Linked DNA regions of Homo sapiens: region 2 is linked to region 1. A link is a loop called in an ENCODE intact Hi-C map of the cell type or tissue named here. Cell type or tissue: heart right ventricle. All regions are shown on one strand. Links, peaks and the distances in the headings refer to the core of each region. The heading gives the core; the rest is flanking DNA.

What was found. Peaks named below come from ENCODE experiments on the same cell type or tissue, not always from the same donor. Only the 100,000 strongest peaks of a DNase experiment are listed, where the experiment ranks them.
Region 2: a loop joins it to region 1, with 2.3 times the contacts of the local background. A loop is called at or near these places in 11 of 110 quality-filtered maps.

What each region holds. Positions count from the first base shown.
Region 1 is chr15:81,950,415-81,958,750 of GRCh38, forward strand. It overlaps LINC01418 (long intergenic non-protein coding RNA 1418), which reads right to left. Exons shown (of 6, transcript XR_001751640.2): 2 at 3,975-4,055; 3 at 2,889-3,093. Among named protein-coding and RNA genes, the nearest start is that of LINC01418, 13 kb to the right of the region's middle. In heart right ventricle, for the core only: no CTCF peak of the experiment used is centred there; no DNase peak of the experiment used is centred there.
Region 2 is chr15:82,030,893-82,039,228 of GRCh38, forward strand. It overlaps LOC105370923 (a long non-coding RNA gene), which reads right to left and starts at 1,727. Exons shown (of 3, transcript XR_932531.2): 1 at 1-1,727. In heart right ventricle, for the core only: no CTCF peak of the experiment used is centred there; no DNase peak of the experiment used is centred there.

The DNA of each region.
Region 1 (8,336 bases), core at 279-8,278:
AAGACAATCATTGGGACCACCATTTTTAGGAGAAAACTAAGATTCAGACAGTTTAATTAAAACGTCCAGGCCAGGCGTGGTGCCTCACGCCTGTAATCCCAGCACGTTGGGTGGCCGAGGTGGGTGGATCACTTGAGGTCAGGAGTTCGACACCAGCTTGGCCAACATGGTGAAACCCCATCTCTACTAAAAATGCAAAAATAAAAATAAAAATAAATAAATAAATAATAAAATGGCCAGTAAGTGGTAGAGTCAGAATTAAAATCATAAGCATCAGAACAGCTTCAGAGTTTACGGTCTTTTTAATACATTAGTCCTCTGACAGTCCCTTGGTCTATGTGTTCAGGATGGCTTTCCAAAATGCAAATATAAGAACAATGTAGCTGAATATACTCAATTCAAAAAGGTTGTCCTTTATTTGGAGTTTTTTTCCTTCCTAGTTTTTTTTGGTTTCAAAGCTATTTTTAGTTTAAGGAATGCTGGGGGTGGAAAAAGAAGATTGTTGGAGTCATACCGACCCAGACTTGAATATCAGCACTGCTGCTTCCTGCCTGTGTAACAGCAGAGGCTGGAGCCTCTGTTTGCTTATCTATAAAACGAGGATAATGAGGCCTATCTCATAAAGCTGTTTTGAAGATTGAGATAATGTGCAGTGCCTGACAGGTTGCCTAATCCACTGTTGATGTTCATTCTCTCACTCCACCGTCTTTGCAACGCCCACCAATCACTTGGCTCCGTCCATCGCTTGCATGTAAATGAATCCTGCATCCACATTGTCAGGCCTTTCCTCTTCCTGGTCCTGGCCTTCTAAGCACCTCCACCCCCATGCCTTGCCAGTGTCTCAGGCTCAGCATATCCAAAGCTGAACCCTCCCACCCCAAAACCTTCTTTCACTCCTGTTTCCTTTGTTTCTGTTGATGACACACCCATTGGCCCTGTCACCCAAGCCAGTAAACTTGAGAGTCGTTTTTGATTCCCTTTTCCTGTACAACTGATGGGCTAACATAGCCAACAGTCTCACCCTCCCAATTCTCACCGCCACTCTCCCACGCTGGTTCTTAGATCCCACACAGGGACCACACTCACTCCCAATGCCTTCACCTCCAGCCTCTCTGCCCTGGATTGCTTTTTGGGAGGTAACATCACATCCCTGTCCAGAAGGCTTTAGTCATTTCCAAAGGCCTCGAAGATCACATCCAGACTCCTTAGCCTAGTTCTCAAAACCCTCTGCAACCTCACACCACCGTTCCTGTTTTACCATCTTTCTCCTACCATCCTGTGATACACTCTAAACTCCAGCCAAATTATCAAAGACCCACTTTCTGCCTTCATCTCCCCCAACGAGGTCTAGCCCCATGCTTTTGCATATGCTCTTTTTTTTTCCACCAGATTTCCTGATGTCTATTTTTTAATGGGGTACATGTGATATTTCAGTACACATAAACGACGTGTAATGATCAAACCATGGTAACTGAGATATCTATCACATCAAATATTTATCACTTCTTTGTGTTGGGAACATTCAAAAATCCTCTCTTCTATCGATTTTGAAGTACACAATAAATTGCTGTTAACTGCAGCCCGCCCCACAGAGCGTGGGAATTTATTCCTCATATCTAACTGTAATTTTATACCCATTAACCAACCTCTCCCTGTCTCCCCTCCTCCATACTCTTCTCAGTCTCTGGCAACTACTATTCTACTCTCTATTTCTATAAGTTTAGCTTTTTTAGTGCCCACATATGAAAAATTGCCTAATATCTTGATGAGACATCCCCAGGAGGATCCCCTCCCGAAGCCCTAACACTCTCCAAGCAAATGCCAGCTTGTTAGAGCTCAAATGAGCCAAGATTCTGCTCTTTTTAGTAGTCATGTAGTCATGTCTATAGGTCTTAAATATAAAGCTGGCTAAGTATGATACATTACTTCAAATTTAGTCCTCAATGCTTTGTTTGAAATATAAGTAGGTAAGTTGGCTTTCAGTTATATATTCAGAAAGAACAGGTGCATCACTTATATCCTGGCAACCAAGCTTCACCATACCTGGCCCGTGTCAATAAGAGTTAGGACTGCACCCACTTACTCTGTAAATCAGGGGGCCCAGTGGTTCTCCCTCTGGGACAGCCTGAGGCTACAGCCTGAGGCACACCACTCCTCTGGCACCCACCAAGATCCAATAGGGAAGGTATCACCTCTCCTCTGACTGGATGAGAAAGAGCTGGTTTGCTAGGGGACAGGGGCTGTGGGAACACCCCAAAATCCTTTTTCTTCCCCATCAGACCTGGGGAGACAGAAGGCAGCATCAAGCTTTTCTTATATCCACACCTCCACCTTGTGAATCTGCATTCTCTCAAGGGACCCACTGGTGTACAGGGAAAAGAGCAACTCCTAGCTCTACTCCTGAACCTAGAAAGTGAGTCCTTAATGGAATCACTAATCCTTCCCTTTCTCCCATTTCCACATGCTCACGGGCTCCACCTCTATCACGTGCCAGTGCTAAAGCCACACAGTGCTGGAGGCCTCTCCAGTGCCATCTCTGAGCTGGCTCTCCTGCTGTGAATTTCCACTGCCCTCCATCAGGGTCGTTTCTAGTCGTGATGCTGCGTTAGAATGATCCATGGAGCTCTGCAAGTGCTGAAATTCCCACCCCTGCCAGGCCCAACCATAACCTCCAGGGGATTGGGCCAGGTGTCTGTACTCTGTATCATTGGAGCACCCTTATTTGTAGTTTGGCATGGAGAGAATGGGCCCACAACAGTGTCCTGAATTACAATATTAATGCCCACATGAGTGTAAAATTTAGTCACTCTCCCTTCGGAACGGCCCCTCCTCCAACACATACCACATGTCTGGGAATCCCCCGCATGCCCATCATTTCCAAAGCTTACCCTTTCCCAGAGCTGCCCCACGGGATGCACAAAGGCCCCTGGTGAGTGTGGTGGACAGTCAGCTCAGTGCCCTGCCAGCTTGAAGAAGCCCAACATCCTCTTCACGTGGCTCTCCCTGTATCCCTCATGGGAGGGGGCATCATTCACGGTTTTTATAATGCCTTCCACATTTGCAAATAAAATGAATTCCGCTCCACCTTAAGAACTAAGTCAAAAGAAAGAAATCAATTTTTGAAGCCAAATTCAATGAACTAAATTCGTAATTTAAAATAAAACCTTTTAGATTCTTTCACTATATTTCCCCCTCTAGTTACTTTTTATTACTACATTTCAAATTCCTACTTCTGACATCCCTTTTTCACTGAAGTTCAACCAGTTAATTTTTTTTTTTTTTGAGACGGAGTCTCACGCCCAGCCTGGAGTGCAGTGGCACCATCTCGGCTCACTGCAAGCCCCACCTCCCGGGTTCACACTATTCTCCTGCCTCAGCCTCCCGAGTAGCTGAGACTACAGGCGCCCACCACCATGCCTGGCTAATTTTTTGTATTTTTAGTAGAGACAGGGTTTCACCATGTTAGCCAAGATGGTCTCGATCTCCTGACCTCATGATCTGCCTGCCTCGGCCTCCCAAAGTGCTGGGATTACAGGCATGAGCCACCACACCTGGCCCATTTTTTAAAAATATATATACTTCTATTAAATGCCAAGAATGATGGATCCAAACCAACACCAAAGATAAATGCACGTTATCCTGTTCCTGGAGGAAATCGGCTACACACATTGTTTACTTCAAACCCCAGCACTTGATTCAGTTCAAGTGCCACTATTTTTGCTAATTTAAATTATCTTGCAAAAAATTAAAACATTCTGAGATCCTTTGCTACTTGCTTTAAATATTATTCATATATTGTCCAAAAAATTCTTGATTTTCTTTGTGTGCCTTTTCTGAATAAATAGTTTTCCCTCTTTCTACAAGGTGACTACATTTTGTCTTGAGATCAAAATATTTCCAAAGAAACATATGGCCAATGTCATGGAAAAGCCCTCCCCATATGTCAGCGTTTGATTTACATGCCACATATCTACCTTCGGGGGGTGGATATGTAGATGAGAAATAGTCACGGTGGCGGTTCCCCGGTTCATCTTTCCCTTGAAGCATCCTAAACTCTGGGGAAGAGAAAAACAAGTGTTTTAGAACTCTGGATAAGCATCAGCAGGACATTTCTGGGGACCCACTTTGTAGTTCAGGTGCAGAATGGTCAGGTTGGTATCGCCAAAACAGGGACAAGCTGCCCATAAACATCATGGCACTGTAAAAAGGCGGCCAGGCTGAACTGCAAAGTCATCTAGGAGAAAAAAGAACTAAAATCTTTCAAGCTCCTATGATGCTCTGGGCACAGTGTTCGTCCTACTTATCCCAGTAACATTAAGAGAGAAGCAGGAGACTTTGTTGTCGCCAAGGATATATTGTGAAAAATCTCTAAAAATACATTTCAAACTTGCAGCTTACCAAAAAATTGTTACCAAAGGCTGTGAGAAATGAAGACCCTTACCACTGCCCTACACCCATCATCAGCATTATTTCCTAAAGTGTGGCTGAGGCCGAGGGATGTGATGAAGTTCATTGAAGAAATGATGAGCAAACAGGAGTTAAAAAAAAAAATGGCAGGTAAAAGTGAGGGAAGGGCTGGAAGCTAGGGATGCACATTGGCTACCTATTGCTGAGTTTAAAATTACCCCCAAAACTTAGTGACTTAAAACAACAAACATGCATGGTTGTTGTCACAGGTTCTGTGGGTCAGGAATTAAGAAGTGGCTCTGGGCCGGGCACAGTGGCTCCCTCCTGTAATCCTAGCACTTTGGGAGGCCAAGGCAAGTGAATCACTTGAGGTCAGAAGTTCGAGACTAGCCTGGCCAGCGTGGCGAAACCCCATCTCTACTACAAATACAAAAAAATTAGCCGGACGTGGTGGCTCACGCCTGTAGTCCCAGCTACTCAGGAGGCTGAGGCAGGAGAATCATTTGAACCAGGGTGGCAGAGGTTGCAGTGAGCCGAGATTGTACCACTGGACTCCAGCCTGGGTGACACAGCGAGATTCTGTCTCAAAAAAAAAAAAAAAAAAGTGGGTCTGGCTCCCTTTTGAGGTTACAGCCAAGATGTCAGCAGGAGTTCAGGTATCTAAAGGCCTAACGGGGTTCTCAAACTCTCTGGCGCCTTGTTAGCAGGAGGCCTCAGTTATTCACTGGTCCTCGGACAGAGGCCTCTGCTCCCTGTCACACAGGCCTTCTCATAGGGCTTCTTGAGTGTCCTTATGACATAAAAGCTGACTACTCCCAGAGCAAGTGATTCAAAAGAAAAAGCACAAAAGAAGTCTTAATGCCTTTTATGACCTCGTCTAAGAAATTGCATGCCATTATTAGCACTTTTTTCTATCCATTAGAAATGAGTCACTAGGTCCAGCCCACATTCATAAGGAGGGGAATTAGACTCCACCCCTTGAAGGAAGAGTATCAAAGAAATTGTATGTATTTTAAAACCACCACAGAAAGGGTGAGGGAGCAGGAATAGTTTGGTAGCAGGGAATTTTGTTGTGTGCATAACTTGGCAATAAAAACACGACTTTTACATTCTAACACAGTTGCTTCCAAACAGCCAGTCAGACCCTTTAGACCCATTTATGATCACTTTCAACTCCAACAATCTATGACTCAGTATTCAAGCAGTCTTGCAACTCACTTTATGTTTGGGTGCTCAAAGCCAATAAGCAATTGTATCAACCTTATTAAGAAGGTCTTACAGGTCATGAGCCTGTAGGGAGGCCCAGACTAAGTTCACTGTCCTCAGACTGACCTCCCAGATTTCATTGACTGTTGCAGTTAAACAGAATGTGTTGAACAATTTGCACATTTGACCCATGTATTAAATTCATATAATTTTGTAGCAAGAGATGGCTTTGTCCCTGCAAAGGCTCTCTCACTCCATCTCAGATAAAAATAAGCAAAGCTGCTTTTAGAAGCTTTGTATACTTTTTCCCCTTCTGACAGCCTTCAAGTGGCAGCATATGATTTGGTCCCTGAGACATACAAAGTGTTTTAATTAAAGGTTGTCTAAAAATACAGAACGTTTCCACAACCACATCTGCCATTAACTCTTCTGGCATCCTGGTGGCATTAAGTCCTAGAAAATTCTTACATATTAAAAAGAACCCAAGTATGCCTCTGCTGTCTGTTTGCTCCGACAAAACCAAACAGCATGTTTGTCGTTGGTGACCACAATAATTACAGGCACTGTGGGGCCTGCTACAATTTGTTCTTACAACTTGAGAACCAAGCGTAGAGATTTTGTGGCATTTTGCTGAATGGCTTTATTTAAACATTCTGTGTGGAGGAGTAATGGCTTAAGTGTCCACTAGACCAATCCAGGGTACCAGCTTTCTGTGACTTTGGACAAGTCCATTAATTCTGGTGGGCCCCAGTTTTTGTTTTTAATCTATCATTGCCATTGAACAATGACAACATGCCAAGGGCCATGTAAAGTGCTTTACATCGATGATAGCACCTAATCCTGTCTCATCCTCATGAGACAGGTCCCACTATGCCCATTTTATAAGTGTTCTTCATCTTGATTGTTTATGCCTTACCTGATGTTGAAGAAAGGCTTTCCAGCAGGGTTCAGTGGCTCAAGCCTGTAATCCCAACAATTTGAGAGGCCGAGGCAGGAAGATCGCTTGAGCCCAGGTGTTCGAGACCAGCCTGGGCATCATAGTGAGACCTCATCTCTAGTTTTTTGTTTTTTTTTTTTTTTCTTTTGAGATGGAGTCTCACTCTATTACACTGGCTGGAGCGCAGTAGCACAATCTCAGCTCACTGCAACCTCCGCCTCCCGGGTTCAATCGATTCTCCTGCCTCAGCTTCCTGAGTAGCTGGGATTACAGGCATGCACCACCACATCTGGCTAATTTTTGTATTTTTAGTAGAGACGGGGTTTCACCGTGTTGGTCAGGCTGGGCTCGAACTCTTGACATCAGGTGATCTGCCCGCCTCAGCCTCCCAGAGTGCTGGGATTACAGGCATTAGCCACCACGCCCGGCCTAAAATTTTTTTAAAAAAGAAGGCTTTCCTTTGAAAAGCAATGGAGGGTAGTGTAAACAGCATATATATTGGAGAGAGAGCACCTAGGTTCAAATGCTGGCTCTGCAATTTACTATACAGCTGAGTGATCTTGAGCTAACTACTTAACATCTCTGTGCCTCAGTTTTTCCCATCAATAAAATTTGAGTCTCAAATTTAACAAGACTTATAGTCTTGTTAACATGAATTAAAAAAGTTGAAGAGCTTAGAACAGTGCTTGGTACATAATAGTTTGCCCCAAGAACAGTAAATCCGGAATGACCTTGAACCAGTCCTTCACTGCACCAAAGAGGTAGACTAGGGAATTCGATCCTTGATTAGTCAAGGGAGAGGAAAAATACGCTTTCAGGAATGACCTCTGTGCACAGCCACCTCTAGAGACACCAACCTGAGCCAGAAAGAGAAGAGCCTTAAGGCTTTCCTGCATGCCAGGTTATCTGGGAGATAAGGCGGAGCCTGCAGCAGTGTCTGTCTTCACTTGGCAACAGGGCCATGAATGGCAGCAAGGCCCTGTCAGATGCACCTCAACAAGGGCCACCTGCACTGTAGGACAGATGTCATGACATTTCATGCAGAATTCCAGCTGCTGGTGCCCATTAGGCCCATTATGAGACTCCCTTCCTCATTCCCTGTAATCTCTACAACAACCTTGTAATCGATCAACACCCAGAAGCCTGAATCCAACTTTGGCTACAGGCTTGCTTTGGCCCACAAATGCACAGCAGCAATACATGAATAAAATCTTTGTTCTTTCCTTCCTTCTTTACCCCAGATATTCTTCCCAACAAATGAGATGCTGCCATAAATATTCCCAAGACTGCTGTGGGTAGTATAGGAGACCTGGTCTTTAAGATAATAGGCTGAATGTTTCCCTAAACAGGAACCCACTTTATATATCTTTGCAAAGGTAACAAAAGATAAACATTTCATTCACTGGAACCTGAGGAGTGGAGTAAAAAATGTAAATTACTGAGAGAAGAGCACTTCAAATGGGAGAGAAAAACTACATTTCACAAGGGGCTTTTGGCAGCTGGAGGTCATGAATAGCACGTATATCTGCATTGAACAGAGGACTGTTCAGGGAAGTAAATGGGATGAGAGCAAGAGTAGAGATAGGATCTCAAGGAAAATCTCACTCCTATTGAGCTGAGCATTGTGTTATGGGAACAGCTGCAGTCCACATGAAGGACACTTAGAGAAGGAGACATGGAAAAGAGAATTTCTAAGAAGTGTTGCCATGCACTAAGAATCTCCCCCTCCTTCCTCCAAACCACCCCTTGGAGACTTTTCGAGAGACTAAGTAAAAACTGGAGGTGT
Region 2 (8,336 bases), core at 162-8,161, 80 kb after region 1:
TTCAAGTGAAATTCAAGAAAGTTTTTCTTCCTAAATGGGAAATATAGATTGGAGGTTTTCATTCATTTTGATTTCTTCTTTGGAGTGGAATTCCTAGAATCTGACTGGCACTTGGCCCTAAATGGTATTAATAGATACTGAGCTATGGAGATGAAACTTTTATGACAATAACATATTGATGTATGTGCTCATACAAAGGGATTTAAAATACTACTACTAATAAATGGATCTTAAAAGCATCCTAACAACTGTTGGTCTTTGATACTTACTTAATGCTGGCTGGATCCAGTGCAAGATACACTGCTAAGAAAATCCTAATAGTTATTTTTAAAATAATAATACATTTATTTATTCATTCTTACATGTCATTTAAATACGATTAGCAATCCTTTTTTATTCTCAGAGAAAACTCTTAGTGAGTCTGAGGATCAGATATGTCCCCAATATGTGTTCATACTGCTTAGCGTGGAATTGCATATGTTCTTTGCAGGTTTTGGCTGTGTGCAAATCGTGTGAGCGCTTTTTACAATAGAGAAAGCATTTTGGACAGATATTGAAATGAAGCTTCTCCATCATGCAGCTTTTAGAGTATTTGTCTCATGTGTTTTAACCCCTGTTCCCAATATCTTGTATTTCAGTGCTCACAGCTGAAGCACATGTCCTATTTTATGCCCTTCCTCATAACTACTGCTGATTATTTTGCATCTTGCACATCTAAATGTTCAGTTTTTCTTCCTAATTCCAATGATTCTCCTCATTTCTCAATGTCCTTTGTCCATCTTTGCTGCTCCATTTGCACTGCCTCCCAAAGGTCACTGTGGCTCCTTCTCTGACTTCCACAGTCAAGTTACACTTCATAAAAATTCTAAGCTCATTTTCAGAAGCCACAAATCTATCCTTCTTTAAAGTCTTCAAACTTTGATTGTGTAAATAAATACTCAGAAACAAGATTTCTAAAAAAAAAAACACTATTGGCCATCGTATGTTCAAAGGAGATAACAAATGTTTAACCTTATATGTTGTAGGCTTTCTAAACTTAATTTCAAAAAAAGACTAAATAAACAGTGTCAATATGTCTATAAACTCACAACGAAAATTTTCAGATCATCCAATTGTGTATTCATTGGCCGGAAACAATCATGTAAAAACCACAGCCCTGGAGCTGGGTAGCATAGAAACAAGAAGATTCAGCATTTCATGGTTGGTGACCTCAAATCTCTAAAGGGTTGTCAGGTTAAAAAAAAAAAAAAGAAAAGAAAAGAATAGAAATTTGACCTGATCTATAAAAATGAAAGTCGCTGGGCAAAGTTTTGGCTTTTCACTCCTGACAAAGATGAGCTCTCTCATAGGTAGACCAAGGCACACGAGTGATGACTTTCGTGGCCCCAAAATTCTTCAAGAAAATAGTAGATTGAGGAAGCGATCTGCGCATTGATAGAGGTGCTGTTTGAACTGGATGACATTTAAGCTTCCTTCTTTCTCCAAGATTCTGTGAGGCCATGAAGCATGCTATTTCATCCCCACTCCAATTGCTGTCTCCCTGGCCTGGTGCCCTTACCACCTCAATCTTGGGTCACTGATCTCTTTTGCAAGAAATCAGTCCTGCCTACCACCTGCAACTTCATCTTCCTAAAATGTCACTTTCCTTAAGGCCTGCTCTGTTCAAAGGCCAGTTCCCAGCCACACCAATGTAAATGCTTGTATTTATCGTTGATAAGCTCTTCCCACCCCATGAGATCATGAACTCTGCTCCAGGTAGACTGGCTTTTTTTGCTGTGTCCCCCACCCCGCCGCCCCCACATCTCACTAGTCCTCCACAGGGATCTTTACTTTTTTTTTAAATCAACACATTTCCTAGGCAGAGGAAATGTTTCAAGCAAAGGCACAAATATATAAAAACACTAGATGTATTCAGGAAATCGTAAGTAAAAGCATTTGCTCTATGACTCCCAGCTAGGTCTAACACTACATTTAGTTATCGCTTCTAACATCCTCATTCTTCTATTTTTAATAATAGTGCCCAACCCACCAAGGTTCTAAATCCGCAAATCTCCTTGTCCGTCTTCGCTCCCAGATATGGCCCCTGCCACCTAACATTGTCAATTTAATTGGGTTGAACCGTATGAAATTGCCATTACTGAAGGTAAAAATGGTCTGGTATCAGCAATTTCACATGATTCAACCTAATAGTTTTTCGAGGTCCTTAAAACTCTCTCCTCTTCTCTTCTGACCATCCCAGACACTCTTCTGCCTCTCGCCTCTCCAGCCACCTCCTGGATCAAGGCCTTCGCTCCTCACTGGCCTCCTGGCACTTTCCCAGCCCATCCAGCTCACAGGTACCAGAAAACAATATAAAACAGTGTTCTCCAATGCCTGCAAGACACACCCCAAAACTCTCAGTTGAGCCTCCCAGACTCTCTACAATCTGCCTCTGACTTGCTTTTCCAAACTTATTTTCTACTCTTCAGCTCACCCAAAATCTTCACTGGAAGAGACCCTAGAGCTCACCTAGTCTCATGGTTCCCAAACTCAGCTTCACAGCAGAATCCCCTGAGGAGCTTTTACTTTATCGGTCATTCTATCTAGCTCTCTAGCCATACATTTATTTATATATGGGTTTATCATGCCTAGCACTTAAAAATTTTTTTAATTAATAGACTTTCCTTTTTTTTTTTTTTTTTTTTTTTGAGACAGAGTCTCGCTTTGTTGCCCAGGCTGGATGCAGTGGCGCAATCTCGGCTCACCGCAACCTCTGCCTCCCTGCAACCTCTGCCTCCCAGGTTCAAGCGATTCTCCTGGCTCAGCCTCCCGAGTTGCTGAGACTACAGGCGCCCGCCACCACGCCCAGCTAATTTTCTGTATTTTTAGTAGAGATGGGATTTCACTGTGTTAGCCAGGATGATCCGCCCTCCTCGGCCTCCCAAAGTGCTGGGATTACAGGCACGAGCTACCGCGCCCGGCCAGCTTTACTTTTTAGAGCAGTTTTAGGCTTACAGCAAAATTAACCGGAAAGTACAGAGAGTTCTCACATTGCCCTACCCCATACACACAGGCAGCCTCTCTACCATCAACAACCCACATTAGGGTGCAGGCATTACAATCAATAACCAACATTGACACATCATTACCAACAAAAGAAAAATGTTTTTGAATAGGCAATACATACTTTAAAAAAAAAAAAGGATCCAAGCAGTATAAAAAGATATGCAGGGAAACGGAAGTCTCTCCAGCTCCTGATCCCTGAAGCCGCAGTCTCCCTCCCTGAGATATATTCTATGTATATGATTATACTTGTAGGTAGGTCTTCATCTACAATTTTAATACAAATGAAGCATGCCATACACCTGTAATGAACCTAAATTTTTTCCTATTTATTTATTTATTTATTTATTTATTTATTTATTTATTTTGAGACAGAGTCTCGCTCTGTCATCCAGGCTGGAGTGCAGTGGCACTCGGCTCACTGCAAGCTCCGCCTCCCAGGTTCATGCCATTCTCCTGCCTCAGCCTCCCGAGTAGCTGAGACTACAGGCACCCGCCGACACACCCGGCTAATTTTTTTTTTTTTTTTTAAGTAAAGACGGGGTTTCACCATGTTAGCCAGGATGGTCTCCATCTCTTGACCTCGTGATCTGCCCGTCTCAGCCTCCCAAAGTGCTGGGATTACAGGCGTGAGCCACCATGCCTGGCCAATTTTTTCTTTTTAATAATACATATTGTTGATCAGTGCAGGAATTAGGGGAAAATTTTTTAATGCATATTGAAGATTGTGCAATATCAATACAAATTACACTGCATCATTCTTTTTAACAGCATTTTGCCAAGTCATCTAAAGTATATATTTACGTCTTTAACTCATCATCCCCTATTGACAGATATAAGGAACTTTTTAAACTGTTGGTTTCCAGATCTCATCCCAAAATTATTGAATACGAATTTCAAGAGGTGAACCCAGAAATTTGTATTTCATACATCTTCTCTAGGTTACTCTCATGTAGGCATCTCACAAGACTAGTTTACAAAGCAATAAAATAGCTCATCCTTCTAATTTTCCAAATAAGAAAACTAGGTTTAAAAGATATAAAGCGATTTTCTCAAAGTCTCACAGCAGAGAAGTTAGAGGCAGAGTTAACTGTACAACAGGGCCCCCTGAATAGGAGGTGTGGAGGAATTAATTCATCTAGGATATACACCATAAAAATGTGACTAGGATAAGTAACCCCAAATACCCTAGTCCCGTTTATCAAGAGGTTTTAAGTGATAGTGTTCTTGCAGTACAGTCGCTGATGTTCATGATGAGGACCCTGAAGTGCCTTCTGAGTCATCAAAGGGCTAGTAAGGTAATGCCATCATGGATTTAATGAGAAGTGTGTTTTAAAGCCTACATCCATGGGTGGTAGGCTTGCATATTATCAATAAACAGCATATTAAACTTATTCATAACTCATTAAAATCACTTCTGGCTATTCCATAAAAGCAGAAGTTTTCTGTATATCTGCACAGGGAATGTTCTAGAAAGATCTTGGTTTCCAGAAATCTCTAGTCTCTACTTTAGCATTTAAGCTCAGTTTCTTCGGCTATAAAATTAGGATAATAGTACTATCCATATTATCCACTACCTCATGGGGTTGCTGTGAGACAATTTATATGAAAGGATTTTCAAAAGCATAATATCTCCTATACAAAATAAAATAATAGTATTTTATCACTTTTAAAGATATGCATCCAACAAAATGCTCTGATGGAGAAGATTTGGCCCAGGCCAAATTGACTAACACCATTCATGCATCTTGCTTTAAATTTTTAAAATTCTTTCTAACCTATGAATGTAATATAATCACAAGGTTAAAAAAAATCCAAAGGTCAAGAGAATATAAAATGAAAAGACAGTAATAATAGCATAGGTCTGGATTGAGAGACATAGACAGATAGCACTTATCACATGCCATGCATATGGTAAATGCTCCTCAGAAAAACTCTTTGAGGTAAGTTACTATTATTATCTGCATTTCATAGATGATCAAACTGAGGCACAGAGAAATTTAGTAACTTTCCCAAGTTACACAGTTAGTAAGTGTCAGAGCTGGTTTTCTGTCATCACCCCCCAAATACTAGTCTTATTCTCTAAAGATGACCACTGTTTCACAGTCAATTCCACATCTGTATGAGTTTTCTATTTCTGCACAACAAATTACCCTAAAATTTAGGGCTTAAAACAATAAGCATCTGGCCGGGTGTGGTGGCTCACGCCTGTAATCCCAGCACTTTAGGAGGCCGAGACGGGCGGATCACGAGGTCAGAAGATCAAGACCATCCTGGCTAACATGGTGAAACTCCACCTCTACTAAAAATACAAAAAATTAGCAGGGCGTGGTGGCAGGTGCCTGTACTCCCAGCTACTCGTGAGGCTGAGGCAGGAGAATGGCATGAACCCGGGAGGTGGAGCTTGCAGTGAGCCGAGATCACCCCACTGCACTCCAACCTGGGCAACAGAGTGAGACTCCGTCTGAAAAACAAACAAACAAACAACAACAACAAAAACAACAACATAAGCATCTATTAACTCACAGCTTTTATGGATCAGGAATCAGGGTGTGGCTTAGCCAGGTGCGTCTGACTTAAGATCTCTTATTAGGTTCAATCAAGATGTTGATAAGGGCGGCAGTCTCATCTGAAGATTCGTCTTGGGGAGGATCTGCTTTAGGTTCATTCCTGTGGTTGTTGGCAGGTCTCAGTTCCTCATGGTCTATTGGACTGAAAGCCTCAAGTACTCGTGGACAGAGGCAGGGGCCCTCTTCAGTTTCTCACCGCATAGATTTCTCCACACGACTGCCTCCATCCAGAGTCAGTGATGAGAGAGAAAGACAGAGGGAAAGAGAGAGATCACACCAAGACAGAAGCCACAGTATTTTTATAACCTAGTCTCAAAAGTGACATCCTCTCACTTCTGCCATATTCGGTCATTAGAAGCAAGTCACAAAGTCCAAACCATACTCAAGGGGAGAGGGTCACACAAGGAGGTAGGGATCATTGGGGGCCGTCTTAAAGATTGTGCACCATGACAGTCCTCTAGAACTTTTCTATACAAATAAAACTTTTTTTTACAGAAATTATATCCTTTGCATTTTGCCTTTACGGATATCAAAGTGATCCCCTCATTTACTAGTACAGCTAGAATTCCATGTGCAGAAGCTACATAATTTCACAAGCAAGTCCCCTATCGATGGGCATGTAGGTTATTTGAAGCAAAACACCCCTTTCACTGATTTGCTAAGTATGCACTGAACATCGCTGTGAACCAGGCTCTGTGTTGGATGGTGTTGGAGGCACAGAGATGGGGGATAAGACCCCTGCTCTGAATACATTCTCAGCCTAGAGGGAGAAAAGACAGTTAAGCAATTGTGAAAGGGCCTGGAAGATATCACTGTGGAAGGGGTATTAGGTATCAGGTAAGGGGCTGAACATGTCTGATAACTCCAGAAGTAAGGACACCATCTCACTTTGCACAGATGAGTAAACTGAGTCACAAATTTGCCATTTGTTTCACCCACACCTTCCATAAAAACATGAAAAACATGTGCTACAGTTGGAACCAGCGCTAAAGACTCATGGGGTGGGTAGCACCCATAATGCCATTTTTAGACCGTGCCCAGATCCTGCAATTCTAATACATGCCCTGAAAAATTAAGTCAATAAAATAAAATTAAAAAATCAGTCAAACAAAGACCTTGGCATTTGGGAGACCATACGATTGACTACGTTTCACTTTTCAGTCAGGGTTCTGGCATCTTTTAGTCACTGTCTAAATTACTTCATGTGACATTTTTATTGAGCTTTTTTTAAAACAGAGAATTCTGTATTCATTTTCTTCTCATCCAATGGTAATTTTTCTTTGTCCACCTGAAAAGAATACATTACAGAATAATATTTGATTGTTCACAAGACAGTCAAGGCTTTATTTAGAATTAATGTCAAAGAAATGCCCTGTGCCCATAAGGTGCTATTCATGTTCTCGGTTCTCCTCACGTGGCCTGGCCGCACCACGGCAACTCCGCCGGGCTCTATTTTTCAAGTCAGTTACACGTATTACTAAAAGGAACATCATTCTCTTAGTTGACTATTTTATGACAAATGAGTGCTTGCTTTTTCTCAAAATACCTCCTATAAAAGCCATTTTTTTCTGAAGTGGTAAAGATAGAAACATTGGATTTAGGTAGACCCAAGGTTGGAGTCCTAAGTCCAACACTTACTGACTGTGTGGCCTTAGGTAGGTAATTTAACTTCTACCTAAGTTTCCTTGTCTCTGAAATGGGTTTACTCAGACCTACCCCATAGGGTTGGACCAATGTAGAGTGCCTGGGTCAGAATGAGAGGCTCAGTAAACTATAGAAATTATCACTGACCTTCCCTGAGCCAATGTAAGTGATGCTTAACTCTTCCCACTCTCCCTTCCTGGAAAGCTGGTTGGTCTTAACACTTGGGGAAGAGATCCTTTAGCACTTTAAGCATCGCTTGTGGGCAAGGTCAGGTTTGACTAGGTCAGGGAAGGGAGGAAGCCAAAGGGGAGGCAGTGTTGAGTGTTAGAAGGGCCCTTGTTCCCTAGCCAGGGAGGGAATTACTCTTTTATGGCGAAAAAGAGTGAATGTGCCCAATGCAAATTCCCTTCCTTCCCGAGTTACCTTGCTCCAACAAAGCGTCTGGACTACTACTCCCAGCCATTGCATTGGCCAGCAGGCTCAAAACCCACTTGAGAGAAGACTTTGTTCATATTTTGTTTGTTTGTTTGAGACAGAGTCTTGCTCCGTCCCCCAGGCTGGAGTCCAGTGGCGCGATCCCGGCTCACTGCAAGCTCTGCCTCTCGAGTTCACGCCATTATCCTGCCTCAGCCTCCCGAGTAGCTGGGACTACAGGCGCCCGCCACCACGCCCAGTTAATTTTTTGTATTTTTAGTAGAGACGGGGTTTCACCGTGTTAGCCAGGATGGTCTCAATCTCCTGACCTCGTGATCCGCCCGCCTCGGCCTCCCAAAGTGCTGGGATTACAGGCGTGAGCCACCTCGCCCGGCCAAATTTGTTCATATTTCTTAGAAAGATAAGACTTAAGAGATAAGAGCTCTGCATCACTTAGTGACTGTAATTCACTGAAGATATCAGAACTTTTCCCAAGAGCCCATTTTGGTAGTATAAGGAGTACCCATGAAATAGGGAAAGGGGAAGAGATGCTAGCACAGACCCATTTGGAAATTTCTCCGTACATTTTATCTCATAGTTACAGGGAACCGAACAAAACAGAAAGAGGCCGGCTAGATCTGGAAACGGAGGTTTGATTCTGGGTAA